Regions from separate parts of the Mus musculus genome. Here region 1 is linked to region 2. Evidence: chromatin loops called from intact Hi-C (ENCODE). Cell type or tissue: heart. All regions are shown on one strand. Each heading gives the region's core, and the rest is flanking DNA. Links, peaks and the distances in the headings are about the cores only.

Region 1 (13,311 bases), core at 2,273-10,272, 440 kb after region 2:
CTAGATCCAGTACTCACTTGAGTTTTATATTTTTCCTTGACTAACTAATAATGAACAAACCAATATTTATCTTTTAAGATTTTAAAACTACATAATATCTACACACACACACACACACACACACACACACATTTATCTATACATGAGGGATTGGATATATATGTGTATGCTTGTCACACATACACATATGTATTTGAGAACCTCAAGATCAAGTAATTTGTGAATTAGCACACTTTGCATGCCATTTTCCTATTGTTTTATAAGACTGACATTTGACAGCTCTATTCTTCCTTTAAAACCTGAAACTCTGTAAAATTCTTTTTGCTGTACTGGCTTCTCTAGCTCAGTCCCACGCCTGCAGTGCTTTGAATGGCGTGTCACAGTATTGACTCTAGGGAAGATTGCGGCCATCTTGTTTTTTTCAAGCTTATTGTGGAAATTACTTAAGGCCACTTGCATCCATGATTTTTCCTGTGGATGACAATGTGTAAGAAAGCAAATACTGCCTGATCACGGCACAGGGGAGGCTGAGAGTTGAAGCCTGAGGCAGAACAGATGAGATGATGGAGCGGAATATGAGTTAAGGCAACCGCCAGGGATTCCGTGATGAGCAAACTGATTATTTTTTTATGTAGCCTCTATTCACATTTTTATGTTTGATTTTGTCCTCTGATTGTAATGACAGGTTGTGGTTACACATTATTAAAGATGAATACTAAGGAAGTGACTGAGGAGTATGATTGCTGGCATCCCAGCAGGGAGGAGATGCAGAGGGGAAGGCCCATCTTTCCCTTTGGTCTTGAATAGTGCATCTCTTTTCCTCACAGACTTTGCAATGACCTTGCAGAATGTTCCTTACTCGGGAGAGCACTGGTACAGCTTTGCTGCCTTCCTAAGCCCTGACCCAGTGGGTGCTGGAAGGAGGTGAAGGACAACACTCTTGCAGCTCTTGACATCTTTGTTTGCTGACAATTCATGTTACTCAGGAATGGTGTGGCATTTAGGAATCCATATGTGAAACTCTTCTTTCAAGTCCGTTAAGCCTTTCTCAGAAACACAGCCACTACTAAATCTTTCTGAGGGGACAAGACTATCTGGTTTTTATTACTTGGGAACACCGTACACAAGATAAGACTGATGTTTTTGAAGATCTCTAGAAATACTTGTTAATTAGGTCTTAGTCATGAATATGTAATCTAAGACTGTGCATTTGGTTTTACTTCAAGTTTGGGGTTTGTTCTTGGTTTGAGATCCCCATATTTTACATAAGTAGAAAGAAACTTTTATCAGTAGACAGCAAATACCATCTATGAGAATGATTGCTTCAGTGATGTGAATAATAGCAAAATGAGTAACTACTTGAAATTCCTTTGGAAAGAGAATTATTGGGTTAAATAGTTACTTTGAAATACTTACTGTACAATAAAGAAAAGGAGTAAACTACAGCTACACACACACACACACACACACACACACACACACACACACACACACACACACAAGCCATAAACTGAAAATAAATCTGCAAGCCCATGTGCTGGTGAATTTACAGGAATAAAACATTCTTTTTTACACCGGGTGGTGGTGGCGCACGCCTTTAATCCCAGCACTCGGGAGGCAGAGGTAGGCAAATTTCTGAGTTCAAGGCCAGCCTGGTCTACAAAGTGAGCTCTGGGACAGCCAGGGCTATACAGAGAAACTGTGTCTCAAAAAAAACCAAAAAAAAAAAAAAATCTTTTTTTTATTCAGATTCTAGAATCATTTACTAATTATACAAAGTAGAGAATCTAATGATAGCTACTCAAAAGACATATAAGAAAGGTAAAAAAAAATTCTAAGAACTAATATTGTTAGGAACTGCAGCTCCATGAAAATTAAAGTTGTCACTATTTGCAAAAGATTTTATTTCATACATAGGAAAATACTCTACCAAAACTTTCCAAACTATTGGAAATAATAAATAATGATATCAAATTTCAGGAGGAAAAATCAATGTGTAAGAATCAAATTTCTTAAATACCTGTTAAATAGGTTACACCGTTAAGAATATAATCAATATTTACAGTGTAGCATTTTTTAAACATGGAAATGCTAATTCACCTTGTAATAGTGTAGATAAATGCTACATGTTTCATCATTTACAGAAAGAGGACCTGATTTAGAGAGGTTAGGACACTTAGCCAATGACCAAATCCCTACAACCAGCACTTTGACCAGGCATCCTGATAACAGAGTTCTTATTACCTAATATTCTTCATTATATTATCTGACCTTTCCAATAAGTAATGCCAACATTTTTGCTTATTGACATATACCATAGAGAACTTTTCCTCATTGCACAATCAAACATTATAACTGTGTCTCTGGGTTTGTGGCATTTACATTGCTAACAGAAAAAACAAAAGCAGATTAACTAAAATTTTATTCTAAAAGAGTAGCTAAATAATTAAGATATATTCATACAGAGTGATATGTTACAACAATAAAAAGAAACAATATCATGTAAATTAATATAAAACTATTACTGAGTTATATAATAAAAATAGAAAAACATTTATTATATGTAAATATCTATATCCAAATACATGTAAGTGATTTTACTTATTAGTATTTAATTATATTCATATATCCATTCAGTCTCTTAAGTTTACACACCCCATTACCATAATTGAATGCTGACCAATAATTATTTGAAAAAATAAAATTGAGTTAAATTTAATGAATACAAATGTGGGCATTGAAAAATAGCTTAGTGGTTAAACATGCTTACTGATCAACACTGAAGAGCTGAGTTTGGACATAAGCCTGCATATAACTATTTAAGCCTGGTCTGACATCTACCTATGATCCTAATCTATCTAGGGTGGAATCAGGAGGATTGTTGGGGCTTGGGGGCTACCAGCTCAGCTAAAAAGATTAGGAGCTCCAGGTATGTCTTAGTTACTTTTCTATATTTGTAACAAAAACTATATGACTAAAGCAGCTTATAAAAGAAAGTGTTTAGTTGAGCTTATGTTTTCAGAGGTATAGAGTCCATGAAGGTGGAGCAAATGCATGGTGAACAGCTGAGAGTTCATAAGTTGATCCATAAGCAAGAGTCAGAGAGGCACAGAAGAAAATGGGACATGTTTTTGGTTTTTTTTTTTTAAATCTTAAAGTTTGCCCCCAGTGACACATATATTCCAAAAACGCCACACCTTCCAATCCTTCCAAAACAGTTTTACCCACTGGAGACCAAGTATTCAAACATATGAGATGATGGAGGTGGTTCTCATCCACACAAACACAAGGTTAATAGAAAGACCATGCCTCAGAAAAACAGAGTCTGTAAGAAGCTAACTAACACCATCCTCTGTGCTTCTTGATCATGGGTGCCTGGTGCATGGTGCTTGGATATAAAATAATGTATGCTTATCACAATTACACAAACACAAACATACACACTATGTAGTGAAATATACTAATAGCTGTGATTTTTATTGTTGACAATTTCAGGAAAATATTGCATGCTAGGAAAGTATAGCATTTCACGATTTAAAAAATATTTAAAATGTTTTATGAAATTAAATTATCTTTTTTCTAGAAACATCTTTGTATAGAAATATACTCGGAAATGGGCATAAAAGTTTTCTGAGATTATAGCTTCATTTATACAATGAAAACTTGGGGACAGCAAGATGGATCAGCGAGAAAAGGTGCTTGCTTACAAAACTAAAGAGTTGAATTTCTGGCACTCAGGTAGTGGTAGGAAAGACTCAGGTCCTACTGGGTATTTTCTGGTGGGCACATGCCCACACCCATATACATAAAATGAATGAAGAAACAAAAGATAAAATCTTAGAAATCAAGCATATTAGTTATGAGGGCTGATATGACAGGGCACCACAATCTGGGTACATTTATTTGAACATTCTTTTCCTGTCCTAGATACTAGACATCTAAGACCAAGATAATGGGAGGTGTGATTTCTCCAGTGGCTACTCTCTATGGCTTGGAGAGATGGCTGCTTTCTTGGTATGCTCTGCATTGTCTCCCCTTTTTTAGAGACATCAGTTCTATCTCAACAATTTCACATTAACCTACCATTCTTAAGGCCCTAGGCTTATGTATGGTCCTATTCTGAGGGAAGATGGAGAAGATCCAACATGCACAATTCAGGTCAATTATATCAAGTAAATAAAAATTCAGCTGCTATTAAAATTAGGAACCACACCTAATAAAAGTGGAAATCATCAGAAGCATCGCAAAAATGGGAAATAATATATACAAAACATTAAGAAACACATTTATAAAATGTGGGGCTGTGACTTGTTGATCGGAGTCTCTGCGACACTAGAATATTCATGGCTGTCATTGCTAAATAACATTATCATCATTATTTTCTTTTGTATATTCAAGGTTCTCTATGATGAGTGTTATCTCTATGATGAATATTATAATAAGAAAAGCTTCTAATTTACTACATTGATAAGATAAAAAATTAAAAGGAGACACTAATACACCAAGGGCACCATGCTCTGGTTAAATATATTTATTACCTAATTCAACCGGAAGTTGTTGGTTGCTGACAATTGCCTTCCCGCCAGGATGAGTGGGAGGATTGGAAAGAAAGTTATTTTGTTATGTAAAATGCTTATGCTTTTTCGTGTCTGTGACCTGAATTTATAAATTTCTGATTTAATGTATAACTCAATTTTTTGTGATATTTAGATAAATGTTTGTATGTAACCTCAGCATATTCTGTAATGTACTGAAAATGAAAGAGATATCCACATAAGAAGACCGACAGACAGGCAGACAAAAAGACAGAAAGAAGGAAGGGGAAAATGACTTCATGCATTGAGTTATTGTGGGCATCTATAATAGAACAATATGAGCCTGGCAGGCTTATTTGGGAAAATGTATTGAGACCAGCGGAACAGACATTTCTGGGAGTTAAAACATGGAAACAAATCTTAGCAAAATAACATTGTGAAAACATCAGACATATGCCTGGGAGGTTTTGAGTTTAGAATGATGAAGTTACAAAGCTTAAGCTTCCTTACTAGTGTCTACAACCAGAACTACCGAGACACTGGGAGTATGCTATAATCAGGCTGTGCCATATGGAAGGCACTAGCCACAGGTACACATCGAAATGGTTCTGGTTAAGTTCAGTACTGAATTTAATTCTACTTAATTTTCACTATTTAAAATTTAACACTGTCTCCCAAGTTGGATATGCAGGTCCAGTTTACAACTTGGTGGTAACATCATACATAGATCTGAATTTTTCAGCCAATAGGACAGTACGAGGATGTAATCCTTTAAAACCCCTTGTAGCACATGACTGTATTATTCTTTAAAATGAAAGTTAAGGGCCAGTTCTCTTTTTTTGGAAGATACAAAGTGCTAACTTGGGGGGCGGGGAGATGATGAATGGTCATGCTGTGGATTATCCAAAGTATCTTTAATACATGCATCAAATTTCAAGAGTGGTAGTAATCATAGTCTTCAACCTAAAATGCTTATCATTTTGTTATAATTCAAGTAAAGGTGACAGTATAAGTAAGTTCAAAATATAGTATCAGTATACCTACAATTATAGATTGATCATACATTTCTCAAATACACTTGTCAAAGAAGTATGACTTTGAATGACAGGATTCTTAGCTGCTGGTCAGTCATACATAGTAGATACCAACTTGAGGGTCCATAGTGCTGAAGACAGGCTGCACCAGAGACAGATCAGGCTCTGCCTTTAGCTTCTGCACCACCTGCATCAGCTTTTTCTTCTTATGGGGCCAAGGTCAGGGCAGTGACAGAAACCAATGCACATCAGCACCCTCTGGCCGCAGAAGTTGGCTTTGCATCTAGGATAGCCCTTGTGGTCCAGCACGCTGAAGTCACCCTGACCCACAGCAGCCTGGTTCAGGGGCTCTGCCCATTGTCGTTGGTGCCACTGTTCTTCTCAGCTCTTCTGGCCAGCTAGGCTCAGCCCTGTTCCAAACAGGGAGGTAATCAACAGTCTACTTCTTCACCCAGAGCTTTGAGGCTGGCCCTGTCCTGGCAAGTGCTGGGAATTTACATACAGAATTAACTGAGATCTTGAGAAGGGGTTTGAACTGTGAGAGGTTGGGGCCAAGCTTTGGGCCCTAGAGTCAGTAGCATCCTGAAGCTCCTAGAAAAGAATAGTGGTGCCAGAAGTCAGAAAAGAACAGACAAGGTTCCTGGGCCTCGACTGCTGAAGAAATGTCACCCCATCCATATTTAAGTAGGTTAGCTAGCTGTCTACACCGGCTCATATGAACCCAGAACAGCTCTGCCTTAAGCTGCAGCCCAGGCAACACCAAATGTACATAGCTGGTTTGCTCCAACCAGTCACTCCTAGTTATTTAACCAGGGAGTCTCAGCGTCATTACTCCAAGCTACAGAGAACGCGCACCTTAACTTCCAGGCTTCTTTCTGGATGTCTGGAAGCATCGAGAATATGCTTGGCCTGGGCACTAGAATGCATGTGTTTATTTACAATAATTTTTTCTATTTATTGTTTGTTTATTTATTTATTTATTTAAAGAAAGATAGTAAACATTAGAGTGCTTGCTGTAACTCCAGTCCAGAGAGAAAAGCCGTTATTTTCCAAACTGCCACAATGATTCCAAAAACAAACACTAATAAACAAGAGTACCTATGGGTGCACCCAATATAGTATCACAAGCAAAATTTCTTGAAATGTCAGATATCGAATTTTCTTAGCATGTGCTTTAGACATACAGCTTGAAAATCTTTATGTTAAAATAAAGGTTTGTGATTTTACAACATCCATACTATGAGTAAGCAGGACAGGAATATCTAATAAGGGCACTGAAGAGAGAACTTCAAAATTTAAATGTAGTTGCCTGGATTCTAACAAGCATTAATGTCAAGAAGTTCAATTAGGAGGGAGCACCCAGCAAGGCTTTGTCATTATGGCTTAGGCCACACTCTTTGTTAGCAGCCGTCTCAGTAACACTAACTATTGACCTTTTGCTTGGCTCTGATGAGACATTAGTAAAAGTTAAGCCTGCTGTGTTTTTCCCATCGTTGAAGCCACAGCTCTCAGGCATTTATTAAAAGGGCTTACCAACAAAAAAAAAGAAGTGAAGGAGATAAAAGGTCACTATGTAGTTTTGTCCATAGACTGAGTCTAGCAGTTTACATTGTCATCTGTTATTCTAGCTGCCTTCCCTTTAATGTGACCCAGATGCTACACTGTACTCTTCTGTACTGGGAGCCACAGAGTGCTGCCTTCATCAATGCATGGTTACATGGATTTCTATACTTCAGGGCTTGGAAACAGCATTTCCTGTTTCCTCTAAGTTTGGAGCTTTCATTTGTAATTTTTTCCATATCAAAACATAGCAAAGAACCTCTTCAACTACAATACTATTGTTGAGACAGAATGAAGGAGCATGACAATATAGCTATGAGATGTTAATGAAGAAGACCCCAGATGCCTCAAAACTAAACAGGAAATTGTCATTGCTCTTGATTGCCTACCATAATGGGATGGCAATACTCTGTTGCTGAAGATGTCACACAGGGCAAAGAGAAGTCGAGGCTAAAAGTTTCCTTTCTATTCGTGAACCCTATGGTGCTAGAAGGTGCTATACAGGCTGCAAGGAGAGAAATTGAGCTACACATCACACAATCTACAATAACGATCTACCAAACAAGATCGTTCCTCTGGTACAATAGTGCCATGGTTGTTATGGTGGTAACCAACTGCTTCCTGAATAGATTTGCAGCAAACTGCATGGAGGACAACTCATATCTATATCTGGTCATGTGTAAATGTGTTAGAAGGTCAAAGGCCTTGAGAGGAATTTACCCCTACTATTTTGCTTAATGGTCACATTGTCAAACTGCCTTCTAAGTACTCAAGTTTGTACACACAGGACAGTGGCACTCTCAGCATTTGTCAGAGAAGAATTTCATAGCAAGGACAGTAGTGATCCAAAATATAATTGATCAAAGTTTTTAGAACAATTGATGGTGGAAAATTGAACCCTAAAACCCATTTCTTGAAGGTTCATGAAACATTGCAGAAGGGACAATGGGAGATGTATAGCAATAAGGTGCTTTCTGTACACACTCAGCCTTTATACTCATGACCTCATGGCACCTGTGATTACCTTCACAACATTCTAGCATAGATGACATATTTGGCTTATGTAAGCTTACAGTAGCTTATGTGATCCTACTTCTCATTGAGGCACTACTGGAAGTTAATAGTTGCTGCTGAGGGCATTGTCAGTTTCTTCAACCTACTGATATGTTGTCTCATGCTCTCAGGTCTGTGGGAGCATCAGTAAAACTCAGAGAGGAGAAGTAGGTGGGCTTATTTGGAAAAAGAAGGGTTTCAGGATGAGAGAGAATGGAGGAACAGGAAGGGTAGTAAAGAATGAAATGAACTAAAATTCATTTTATACATGCAGTGAGCAGTGAAAGAATACATTTTGAACTTGCTCATGTAAACACAGGTTAAAACGTTTTCATGTGTAGTCTGTTTTGAAACCATATCTGAAAAAGCACAGCAGGACAGACATTCTACATATGGAAAATTACTTTTGATTAAATGTTTATCAACACTTGGAGAGAATTTCAGACAACACACATTGCTTTCATAAAATAAGTGAGTCTGGATAATTATAAAAAATAGAACTTTATTGATCAAACTGTTGCTATCTGTGAATTTTTTTTATGCTCTTGAAGCATCCATCTGCTAACCTATCCCTAGTCCTGGAAGCTTCTAGCCTCATAGACCCAATCTAAATCACGAATATTTTTAGCCACTGGGACTTACTGCTGAATAAGCTCACCCTTTCTAGATCTTTCTGAGCTCTGACTGGCTGGTTCAATTCAACACTTCTGGCTCAAACCCCTAGCCAATCAGTCTGACTGATTGAAACTGAGTTTTGTTTTGTTTGTTTGTTTGTTTGTTTGTTTTTTCTGCTTCTCATTGAATTGCTCTGCTTGACTTCAATCTAACTCTAGCAATCTGTTCTAATCTTCTGACTCCTCATTCTCTGGCTTGTAATGTTTTTACCCATGTCTAGCTTTTTCTCTCTTTAACCTGCCTCTGTAAAGCTCTTCTGATAAACCTGCTTCTGAACTTCAGCAACTGATAGAAGAGAACTAAATAGTCCTAAGAGATCGGCATGCCTATATCTCCTAAGGACTTGGATTAAAGGTGTGTAAAACCACATCTAGACCTAAGCTTTCCTTTATCTGAAATCTTACTCTATATAAGGCTGACTTTGAACTCAAGAGATCTGCTTGTCTCTGTCGCTTGATATTAAAGGTCTGTCTGTTTTTAATAGCTGAGTAATATTCCATTGTGTAAATGTACCACATTTTCTGTATCCATTCCTCTGTTGAAGGACATCTGAGTTCTTTCCAGCTACTTGCTATTATAAATAAGGCTGCTAAGAACGTAGTGGAGCATGTGTCCTTGTTATAGGTTGGGTATATGTCCAGGAGTGATAAAGCTGGGCCCTCAGGTAATACTATGTCCAAATTTCTGAGGAACTGTCAGACTGATTTCCAGAGTAGTTGTACCATCTTGCAATCCCACCAGCATTGGGTGAGGGGTCCTCTTTCTTTACATCTTCACCAGCATCTGCTGTCATCTGAGTTTTTTATCTTAGCCACTGTGACTGGTGTAAGGTAGAATCTCAAGTTTGTTTGAGTTCTCTGATGAGTAAGGATGTTGAACATTCTTTAGGTACTTCTCAGCGATTTGGTATTCAAGGTTGAGAATTCTTTGTTTAACTTGTAACCCCCTTTTTTCTTAAGATTTCAAAATTATTTTTTGTCCAATTGGTCAACATCATGTATGATATATTTTCATTCATGAGTGAAATGACTGTGGTTTAACCTTTTAATGTGTTTGTCTTGTTTTGTTCTTGTTGTTCAACACTTTCCCTAAAGGTAACATTATTTGCCACTGAGAAGTGGGAACACACACATTTTTAATTTCATTCTGAGATCCATTGCTTACTTGAATCTGCAAAACCGTACTTAAATTTTCATAGATGTTGTCTTGGGTTATATATATATATATATTCTTCATTTACATTTCAAATGCTATCCTTAAAGTCCTCTATAGGCTACCCTGGCCCTGCTCCCCTAACCACTCACTGCTTCCTGGCCCTGGCATTACCTTGTATTGGGGCATATGATCTTCACAAGACCAAGGGCCTCTCCTCGCATTGATGGCCAACTAGGCCATCCTCTGCTACATATGCAACTAGAGACACAGCTTGGGGAGGGGGCTACTGGTTAGTTCATATTGTTGTTCCTCCTATACGGTTGCAGACCCCTTAGCTCCTTGGGTACTTTCTCTAGCTCCTTCATTGGAGGCCCTGTTTTATATCCAATAGATGACTGAGCATCCACTTCTGTATTTGCCAGGCACAGGCATAGCCTTACAAGAGATAGCTATATCTGGATCCTGTCAGCAAAATCTTTCTGGCATATGCAATAGTGTCTGGGTTTGGTGGTTGTATATGGGATGGATCCCCAGGTGGGGCAGTCTCTGGGTGGTCCTTCCTTCCATCTCAGCTTCAAACTTTGTCTCTGTAATTCCTTCCATGGGTATTTTGTTCCCCATTCTAAGAAGGAACGAAGTATCCACACTTTGGTCTTCCATCTTCTTGATTTTCATGTATTTTGCAAATTGTATCTTGGGTATTCTAAGTTTCTGGGCTAATATCCACTTATCAATGAGTGCATACCATGTGTGTTCTTTTGTGATTGGGTTACCTCAGGATGATATCCTCCAGATCCATCCATTTGCCTAATAATTTCATAAATTCATTGTTTTAATTGATGAGTAGTACTCTATTGTTTAAATGTACCACATTTTCTGTATCCATTCCTCTGTTGAGGGACATCTGGATTCTTTCCAGCTTCTGGCTATTATAAATAAAGCTGCTATGAACATAGTGGAGCATGTGTCCTTATTACAAGTTGGAACGTCTTCTGGGTCTGTACCCTACTTTTAATAGATTTATTTGGTTCTCTGGTGTCTAACTTCTTTAGTTCTTTGTATATATTAGATATTAGCCCTCTATGGTACATAGGGTTGGTAAAGATATTTTCCCAATCTGCTTCTTGTCGTTTTGTCCTATTGACAGTGTTCTTTGTGTTACAAAAGCTTTGCAATTTTATTAGGTCCCATTTGTCAAATATTGATCTTAGAGCATAAGCCATTGGTGTTCTGTTCAGGAAATTTCCCCCTGTACCCATGTCTTCAAGGCTCTTCCTCACTTTCTCTTCTATTAGTTTCAGTGTCTCTGGTTTTATGTGGAGGTCCTTTAACCACTTGGACTTGAGCTTTGTACAAGGAGATAAGAATGGATCAATGTGCATTCTTCTACATGCTGACCACCAGTTGAGCCAGTACCATTTGTTTAAAATGCTGTCTTTTTTCCACTGGATAGTTTTAGCTCCTTTGTCATATATCAAGTGACCATAGGTGTGTGGGTTCATTTCTGGGTCTTCAATTCTGTTCCATTGATCTACCTGCCTGTCTCTGTACCAGTACCATGCAGTTTTTTATCACTATTTGTCTCTAATACAGCTTGTTGTCATGGACGGTAATTCCCCCAGATATTCTTTTATTGTTGAGAATAGTTTTCACTATCCTGGGTTTTTTGCTATTCCAAATGAGTTTGAGAATTGGTCTTTCTAACTCTGTGAAGAATTGAATTGGAATTTTGATGGGGATTGCATTGAATCTGTAGATTGCTTTCGGCAAGATGGCCATTTTTACTATATAAATCCTCTCAATCCATGAGCATGGGAGATATTTCCATCTTCTGAGATCTTCTTTGATTTTTCTTTCTTCAGAGACTTGAAGTTCTTGTCATACAGATCTTTCACTTGCTTGGTTAGAGTCACACCAAGGTATATAATATTATTTGGGACTATTGTGAAATGTGTCATTTCACCAATTTTTTTCTCAGCCTGTCTAATCCTTTGAGTAGAGGAAGGCTAATGATTTGTTTGAATTAATTTTATATTCAGCCAGTTTGCTGAAGTTGTTTATCAGGTTTAAGAGTTCCCTCGTTGAATTTTTTGGGTCACTTAAGTATAGTATCATATCATGTGCAAATAATTATATTTTGACTTATTCCTTTCCAATTTGTATCCCTTTAATCTCCTTTGTTGTCTCATTGCTCAGGCTAGAACTCTGAGTACTATATTGAATAGGTAGGAAGAAAGTGGGCAGCCTGAGCTATTAAAAATTTCATGAAAGTCTTAAGCAAATGGATGGAATTAGAACGTATCATCCTGTGTGAGATAACCCAGTCACAAAAGAACACACAAGGTATGTACTCACTGGTAAGTGGATATTAGCCCAAAAGCTAAAAATACCCAAGATATAATTCATAGACCACGTGAAGCTCAAGAAGAATAAAGATCAAAGTGTGGGTGCTTCAGTCCTTCTTAGACGGCAGAACAAAATACTCACAGGGGAAAATATGGAGACAAAGTTTGGAGCAAACATGGAAGGAAATCCCATCCAGAGACTGTCTCACCTGGGGTTCCATCCCATATACAAACACCAAACCCAGACACTATTGTGGATGCCAAGAACTGCTTCTGATAGGAGCCTGATATAGCTGTCTCCTGAGAGGCTCTGCCAGAGCCTGACAAATACAGAGGGGGATGCTCACAGCTAACCAGTGGACTGAGCACGAGGTCCCCAATGGAGGAACTAGAGAAAGGACTGAAGGAGCTGAAGGGGTTTACAACCCATAGGAAGAACAACAGTATCAACATGCCAACCCCCACATAAGTCTGTAGGAGCTCTCAGGGACCAAACCACCAAACAAAGAAGTAACCCATGGCTCCAGCCGCATATGTGGCAGAGAATGGCCTTGTAGTGGATATCAATGTGGGGAGAAGCCCTTGGTCCTGGGAAGGCTAGATGCCCTAGTGTAAGTGAATAACAGTGCAGAGAGGTGGGGTTGGGTGGATAGGGGATCACCCTCATAGAAGTAGGGTGAAGGAGGATGGATATGAGTTTCCAGGGGTACCAGGAAAGGGTATAACATTTGAAATGCAAATAAATAAAATATCCAATTTAAAAAAAGGGGGGGGGGGGATAAGGCCTGTCTGTAGTGCAGTCCAATCATATAGACCTACAAGGTTTGGATGTAGTCTCTTGCCAGAGCAGCCATATTCTGAACTATAATTCCTCTCCAGGGCAAATACAGTGTCTGGTGTCTCTTTTCTTCATACTTCAATGATGGAACCTTCTTACCATGTCTTTCCATGGTA
Region 2 (8,000 bases), core at 1-8,000:
TACTACCACCCCATCATTTACATTTCACAAGTTCAACTTCTGTCAACTTGTGCCTTCAAAGCTGATTCACAATTTATTCTTCATATGTCTTACTTCATTGCTTTCAGCTATCATTCACACTGATTTATTTCAAAATATATCACTAAAATCATGAAAGATCAAATCCTTCCCTGTCTATAACTTTCCTCTCTCCCTATGATTTTATTTCCCTCACCTTAGAAGGTACTTCTACTATGAAGACTCCTTAAAGATCAGCCTCTCTTATGTTTTCTGTTCCTGAACCTTGCTATATCCCATTTCCCATGTGCATCTCCCATGCCTTCCCTACAGATTTAGAGGTCATAAAATTCATGTGGACAAGAACAGGCTTCCCTTTCATTGTCTATACATGGGCAACTTCAGGTAATGTATTTTCCTGAGCTACAGTAAGCCTAAGTCTGCCCTAGAAGCCCTCAAAATGCATGCTCTTGCTGCCTTAGCCTCCCACGTAGCTGGTTTTACAGGCCTATGCCACACAATCTAGTATCCAATTTCATCAGTCAGTGTCAGAGGCAAAGCTAAACTATCCAGTGCTTTGAAGAGTAAAGTCCTGGGCAGCCTCTTCAATGGGATTTGATCTAAACTTCTGGACACCCAAGTAGCTTCCTTCAGTTCCATATCTGCACCACTCACTGTCCTTCAATCATTTACTTTCGCTGGAGTCAAGTTCTAGGCACTCCTTAGCTGAGAACTCTGAAACTTAATGACTTAGAGCTTGGGACAATACCAGGCTGGTGACTTAAACAAGGTATTTCCTTAAACACTGAAGAGCCAAAAGTCTGATTAAGTGTGCTAGCATGGTCCAGGTCCTGCCAACAGGTCTTCCTGCCTTGTGGATTATTATTTTCTTGCTGTACTATCCTTCCGACCTATTCAAACTCAGTCACCTGAGCGACTCACTAACACTACCACAGTGGGGATTAGAGGTCAACACATAAATGAAGGAGAGACGCATACATTCAGTTCCTAGTGAGCTGATTCACTCTTCACTCTCCATTTTATCTTTCCCAAGAATAGGCCCTAGCCTCTATCTCCACTAGACCCTCACTGGATAATACACTCGGATTTGACATTTTCCCCCTTCTCTTTGTACTAAAATTATTGAGTCCTGGGACTTAGAGAGATGGCTCTATGGTTAAGAGCTCTCAATGCTCTTAGAGAGGTCATTAATTTGGTTCCTAGCACTCACATTTGGAGCAGCTTAACTCCAACTCCCGGGAGTCTGATGCCCTCTTACTGCACTCCTTGGGCATACACATGCATGCACACAACTTAATAAAGCAGAGTCCTTGATGCTTCAATGTTTCTCTTCCTGACTAGCAATCTACTTTTTTCCCCTTCCTTCCTCTATGACCCAAAGCCGGGTCTCATGTATTCCAGACCTGCTTCTAAGACTGACTCTGAGTGTCTGCTCCTAACCCTACCCTCCTCACGGATTCCAGGTGTGAGTCACAATACGTGATTTGTGTGATGCTGGGAATCAGACCCAGGGCCCATGTATGCTAAGCAAGCATTGTAGTAGCTAAACTATATCTCCAGCGCTTGTAGAAAATACAGGTATGGCCTGGCACACTGCACTTCTAAATAAGAGAAATGGCACGTCATGATCCCGAAGAGAGAACACTGAATTCTGAGGCCGATGGCCTGTGGACAAGTCTGCACTCATCTCCTTTAATGTGCTTCTTTCGTGTGGCATTAGTGTTCACGATCCAATCCAGGGTAATGGAAAGCCCTGCCAAGGTTGAGATGGGCCCTGCCCTACACGCACCACATTTACCAAAGTTTTTCCCAGCCATCTTTTCTTCTTTGTTTCTGTCCTCTTGCTTTTCAAACGTAAACTTCCCCCCCCCCAAAAGAATTCATTAATAATCATGCCAACAGACTCAATATCAAACATCAACTATCATCAAATCTTCTCTACTAAAGAAATTACTTAATTTTTTTCCCTACACTCATGTCTGAAGGACATCTTTTTTTTTTTAAGATTTATTTATTATATGTAAGTACGCTGCAGCTGTCTTCAGCCACACCAGAAAATGATGTCAGATCTCATTACTGATGGTTGTGAGCCACCATGTGGTTGCTGGGATTTGAACTCAGGACTTTCGGAAGAGCAGTCAGTGCTCTTAACCGCTGAGCCATCTCTCCAGCCCAAGAAATTACTTATTTAATTTAGCTTCAGGCAAGTTCTCCAGACAAGGGCATAATGCAATCAGATTATTTGACAAAATATCACACAAATGGCCTGTAGTTCAACTGCTACTTCTTTGTTCTACCTCTGAAACTTGACAAGCCAGGTCTCCCTTGTAGACATTTCCTCCTATAACAATGCCTTGTTGAGCTCTGTTTACAACATTCAACACCTTTGCTAGTCCAAACTCCCAAAGCTCTTCATATTCCTTAAAAAAAAACCAATGTACCCAGGTTCTTCACATCAATGCTCCATTTTCTCTTATTAGTCACTTTTCTTTTGCTGTTACAAAACAACTTAAGAAATTGGTTTGCCTGGGTGTTGGCTCCAGAGGAAAGTCCACAATGGCAGAGAAGGAACTGCATGGAAGCAAGAGAAGGAGCTGAGCATGGCCCTTCCCATCAACACGAAAAGTGCAGAGGGAGCAGGAACTCATGTGCTTCCTCCAGTGAGGCCCCACCTCCCAACACTGCCTAAATTCCCCAAAAATCATCTACTGAAGACCATGTGTTCAAATGTCCTATAGCAGACATAGCTCATTCAAACCACCATAGCTCCTGTTAACCAGTGTAATCTTAGCTAAGAAAAATAACCACTTGCCTCCATCAAGTTCCTATTTGAATACCACAGAAAAACTCATTCCTTCTAGAATCCTTACCCCAGTAGTCTTTTCAATGTACTATCTTCTACCTCATTAGATCAATGTACTATCTTCTACCTCATTAGATTCCCCAGCCAAAAAATGTTAAATTCCTCCTCAAGTCCTTCTCCATCAATAGTAAAAGATATTCTTCCTATAATCCTACAAACAACTTTCATTTACTTTTATGGTACCAGAGACAGAAGACAAGGTCTCATGCAAGATAAACCTGGGCTCTACCACTGAGCTATATGCTCAACTCTCTTGTTACTCTTTATTTTAAGACAACGTCTCACTATGCTGCTAGGCTCACATTCCTGAACTTTCAACTGAAATCCTGTCTCAGCCCTGTAGATAGCTGAGACTACTGACCTGAACCACCAAGTCTTATCCCACAACACTGCACACGTGCTCTGTTGTGGATGTAGAGTAGAACTTAATTTCCACAGCAATTTTGTGAATGAAGTATCATTTAAAAGTAGAAAGTAATTAAATTTTCTCTCTCCTCTCTCCTCTCTCCTCCCTCTCTCTCTCCCCCCTCCCCCTCCCTGTCACACACACACACACACACACACACACACACACCCCTCTTCACTGCAGATCTCCTGACACTGAACTTCGTATTTCTTAGGCAAAGGCCATATAGCTCAGTGGGAAAGCATGTTCAAGGCCTAAAGTTTGGTCCCAGGCACTGTAAAAAGAAATAAACTGCACATGTCTTAAGGCCCAGTATTCCAAAGGGGTGTTCTTTGTTTAATAAGACGTGGGGAAGTCTCGTTCCTATTTGAAATAATTTTACTCAGCTGAACTCTACTTGTCTCTTTTGGGCTTCCCTGGTCATCAGTCCTGACAGCCCCAAGGCACACACTCTGGTATCATGGCCTGATTAAGTCAATGAGCAGCATCTCCCTCCAGTCCAATTGCTAAGTCCTTTAACTTCTGTGTAACAAGATCAAGTGTTATAATTATCTAAACCTTATTATATTTAAACTATAAATAATATTCCACCCACTCTTTAAACTTAAGCTTCACAAATCAACAAGTACTTTACCCATCTGATAGGAAAAGCAGCAACTAATACAAACAGAGGCACTACTCCAGACGACTGTAGAGGGCAGCAAAGCAACACAAGTATCCTCAGAGAAAACCCTGATCTTAAAGGACACCATCAACATTAAAGCTTTCCAGGACAAGAGGCCTGTGGAATGTTATAAAAATCTGCAGAATACACACACACACACACACACACACACACACACACACACACACACACACACATTATCCATGTATTTAAGTGTGTTTATATATAAATAGTTTACTAAACAATGCATGGCTTCAAAATAGGTACCATAATTACTACTAATTACTTTCGGTCTTGAACTGAAAAGGTTTTCTCACTGAAACTATGAAAATAATCTATTTTTACTTTTGAACTATCTTCTTAGATACAGCAATAAAATGTCATACTTTAACCAGGCAGCCATATTTTTCTAAAACATACCTGTTCATTACCATTGCCAACCCTAGACTTTAAATACTGTCTTTTTTCATTTCAAAACCAGTCAGGTATAGGGTCTATATCAATTTATAAAAAAGAGAACCTTTTGACATTACAATAATATACAATAAGCAAAAGAAAAGGGCAACTCTTCACTGGTATTTTATGTTAAATTTCATTCTGTTTAAATATTGCTTGTGAATAAGAAACTAATACCAAAATTGATATTCAATACGAATGTGTTACTGACATGTTTCTAGAGTCTTATGCTAGTTATTTGTTTATCTCTTTCAAGTTTTACAAGAATTGCAAGAATTCAGAGTAGCTATGTCAGCTATGAACATAAGCACACTTCCAAGTTAGTGAGAAAATGCTGCTGATGTTGTAGCCCTGCACACTTAAACCAAGGTCCCAGTGTTCTTTGTGTGCATTATCCCACCCCACTCTGAGTTGTAATCGCTTCAAAAACAATTAAATAAAAGGCATTAAAAAAAAAAACATTTTTTCTAAGTAAAGGACGTAACCAATTTCTAAACCAGTTAAAATCATTTTACCGACTGCCTTAGCATTAAGTTGAACTTAGAGCCATAAACAATTATCTCTAATTTAAATCAAATTGGATCCACAATGACAAGACCATTATGAAATGAATTTTAACCATTATGAAATTAATTTTAACCTAACTCAGTGTAGCTATACTTAAGAAATTTTATTCTATGTCTTCAAAAACAAAGGTCCAAAATATTTTGTAAGGCCAATCATTTCTATCCTGCCCAATTCACAGAATCGTTTGTTTAAAGCTAACCCTGTCGAGCTTTGCAGTGCTGCATTCATTATAGTTTCGTTCTCTGAAGAGTGCAGGTCATTCTTAATTGTGCTGTTCTAAGTTACTGACTTGAAGGGCTGGCTCTATGCACAACCTATTTTTAGGTTTTCTATTTGGTACTTTCATGTCTTCCCCAACAGCAGCTCTGGAATATTTGCATTATAAGATAACACACTACCAATCATAAGTCTACCCACTTCATGCACATCATAACAATATACCCCCACTGGAAGCTGTTTAAACTACATCCACACTACTTAAATAACGCATAGCTGATTTTTACAATACCACTGAAGAAAATTTACATTCCTTCAAAAGGGCTATTTTATTGAACCTCTTCAAATGCAAAATGGGTATAGCAATGAGAAGCCAACAGATAAAACAAAACAAAACAAACCACAGTGGGAAAGCACTGCAGGTAACAAAGCCCGGCCTATCAATCTTCCCTAGTTTGCACCTCAAATTTAAAATACATCTCAACAGTTCATAGCTCCCTTAACATATTTTGTATAGTATAGCTTTTACAATATAATAAGCATTTAATAAAAAGAATAGTTAAAATAGATTGCTTCATGAAACAAGCTTTTAGACCACTAATAATCTAATGCACACTGTGAACTTTTTTGTGAGAGGTATTAATTATTTAGTATATACCTTTTCCAATTCTCAAATACATTAATCATGGTATTTTCTTCCTAAGACGAATGTTCCATGAAAAAATCCTACCAACACTATTCTGAACATAAAACCACAGGAAAATGGATTTACATTCTCACAGTACATATGCAGCTGTGAGGGACACCTTAATGAGGAAAGCCATTCTTACAGCAAGTACTTTAGACTGTAAGTTGGTAAAACAATGTGATTATAATCCCATAGAGGATAACATACTTCAGAGACAATTTATAGTTTACTGCTTCAATGTCTCAAGTGGTAGCCATCAGCTACAATACATCTCACTATTAAGAGCATTCAGTGTGGCTTATCCAAACTGAACCTATCTGTAGGTATAAAATGCCAGGACTTCAAAAACTCTAACATAAAAATAAGTATCTACAATTTGAATATCAATTATATGCTGAAATGGTATTTGGTTATCTCATGTCATGTTTATTTTTTAAACCTTTAAATGCAATGTTAGGAAAACATGATTGTGTAGGTCCGATTACACCATATTGTACACATGTGCACTTAAGACTAAACTTGATTTTGTTGCTAAACCCTTGAAGTCAGGAAACTCGAGTGGCCCACCCCACCCCATGAGAAGCACATGCAAATACAGAAGGGTGAAGAAGATGGTGCAGTGTGTCTCTTTCAAAATCTGCTCACCTGGACAGGCTGTAAATAAAAAGGTTGCAACAAGGAGAATCACCTGGGGGAAGATTCTAAAAGTGTCTCTCAAGACACCTTGAAACTCCATGCTCTCCAACTCACAATACACAACTCTTCTACTACCTACTTATACGATTAGTACAATGAATGGTAAGCAATCAATAACCCTACACTAGTTTAAAGTACATACGTGAAATCTATAAGCGTAAATTATCCTAAGGTAACCATAAAATATGAAATAGAGAAGTATCAAGACAAATGTGCGGCAATCCTCACTGAAATTTTAAGTTGATGGCCTATAAGAGAGCCATTTAGGAAAAAACTTCAAGTCCACCCTTAAAAATGTTTCCAACAAACCTAAATGAATGAACTGTCAGACTCTACTAAAAAATAATAAAAATCATACAGGGAAGAGAGAAGGCTCAGTTGTCAAGGTGCTTTTCATGCAAGGAAGAAAGAGTACTGGGGTTCAAATTCCCAGAACGCACATAAACACTGGGAGGTTGTAATTGCAACCCTGGGAGGAACAGGCAACTCCAGGCTAGCCAGACCGGCCCTGTCTTCCAGCTCTGGGTTCAATTGAGAGACCTTGCCTCAAGGAATAATGTAGAGAATAGACAGAGTCTGTCAATCTCTACTTCTGACCTCCATGTATACACCCACATACATGAACCTACATAAATACGTGCACCCACACATATGTGGACATGCATACACATACATGCATACATATGAAAAAATACATAGGCTGGGTGTGGTGACTAATGCTTTTAATTCCAGCACCTGGAGGCTAGAGGCACACTGGAGCTCTCTAGTTCGAGGCCAACCTGGTCTACATAGTGAGTTCCAAGATAGACATATCTGCATAGTGACACTTTGTGTCCAAAAAGCAAAGAAAATAAGTAATTTTTAAAAATTAAGATCATGAGCTTAATGAAATTCAGTAAAGTATCTGTGTCTAAGAATTAAAGGGCAATTTTAAGCAAAAATGTATTTAAAAACCAAAAGTATGACAAATTAATGATGTTTGGATATTCGAAGTGTTTTCAGAATGCTTGGCACACAGAATACTTAAAATTCTATTATCGTCTTAAGGATTACTTTACTCTGATTTGCATATTAATAGTAATTATTAATTAAATGTCTTATCTTTTGAAAACCATATAGTTCTTACTGTCAATTTTTATGGAGACTAAGAGTTAATATGATAATCTATAGAAATACACTTACTACTTTTTTTAAAAGATGTATTTATTTATTATATAAAAGTACATTGTAGCTGTCTTCAGACGCTCCAGAAGAGGGCGTCGGATCTCTTTACAGATGGTTGTGAGCCACCATGTGGTTTCTGGATTTGAACTCAGGACCTTAGGAAGAGCAGTCAGTCAAAATTCTGTTTTTAATAAGACTATCATAGCTATCTTCTCTTCAATCAGTTTTTAATGACTAGCAATAACTATAAAGTTTTATTTAA

What was found. A loop is a pair of places that touch in the nucleus more often than their neighbours do. Peaks named below come from ENCODE experiments on the same cell type or tissue, not always from the same donor. Only the 100,000 strongest peaks of a DNase experiment are listed, where the experiment ranks them.
Region 1: it touches region 2 in a loop (4-fold over the local background); 3 of 42 quality-filtered maps call a loop at or near these places.

The regions. Positions count from the first base shown.
Region 1 is chr16:46,920,398-46,933,708 of GRCm38, forward strand. It overlaps the pseudogene Gm35687. Among named protein-coding and RNA genes, the nearest start is that of Nectin3, 430 kb to the left of the region's middle. In heart, for the core only: a CTCF peak has its summit at 5,839; no DNase peak of the experiment used is centred there.
Region 2 is chr16:46,483,894-46,491,893 of GRCm38, forward strand. The region is part of intron 1 of Nectin3 (nectin cell adhesion molecule 3); the gene reads right to left. Among named protein-coding and RNA genes, the nearest start is that of Nectin3, 9.1 kb to the right of the region's middle. In heart, for the core only: a CTCF peak has its summit at 3,988 (motif pointing right); no DNase peak of the experiment used is centred there.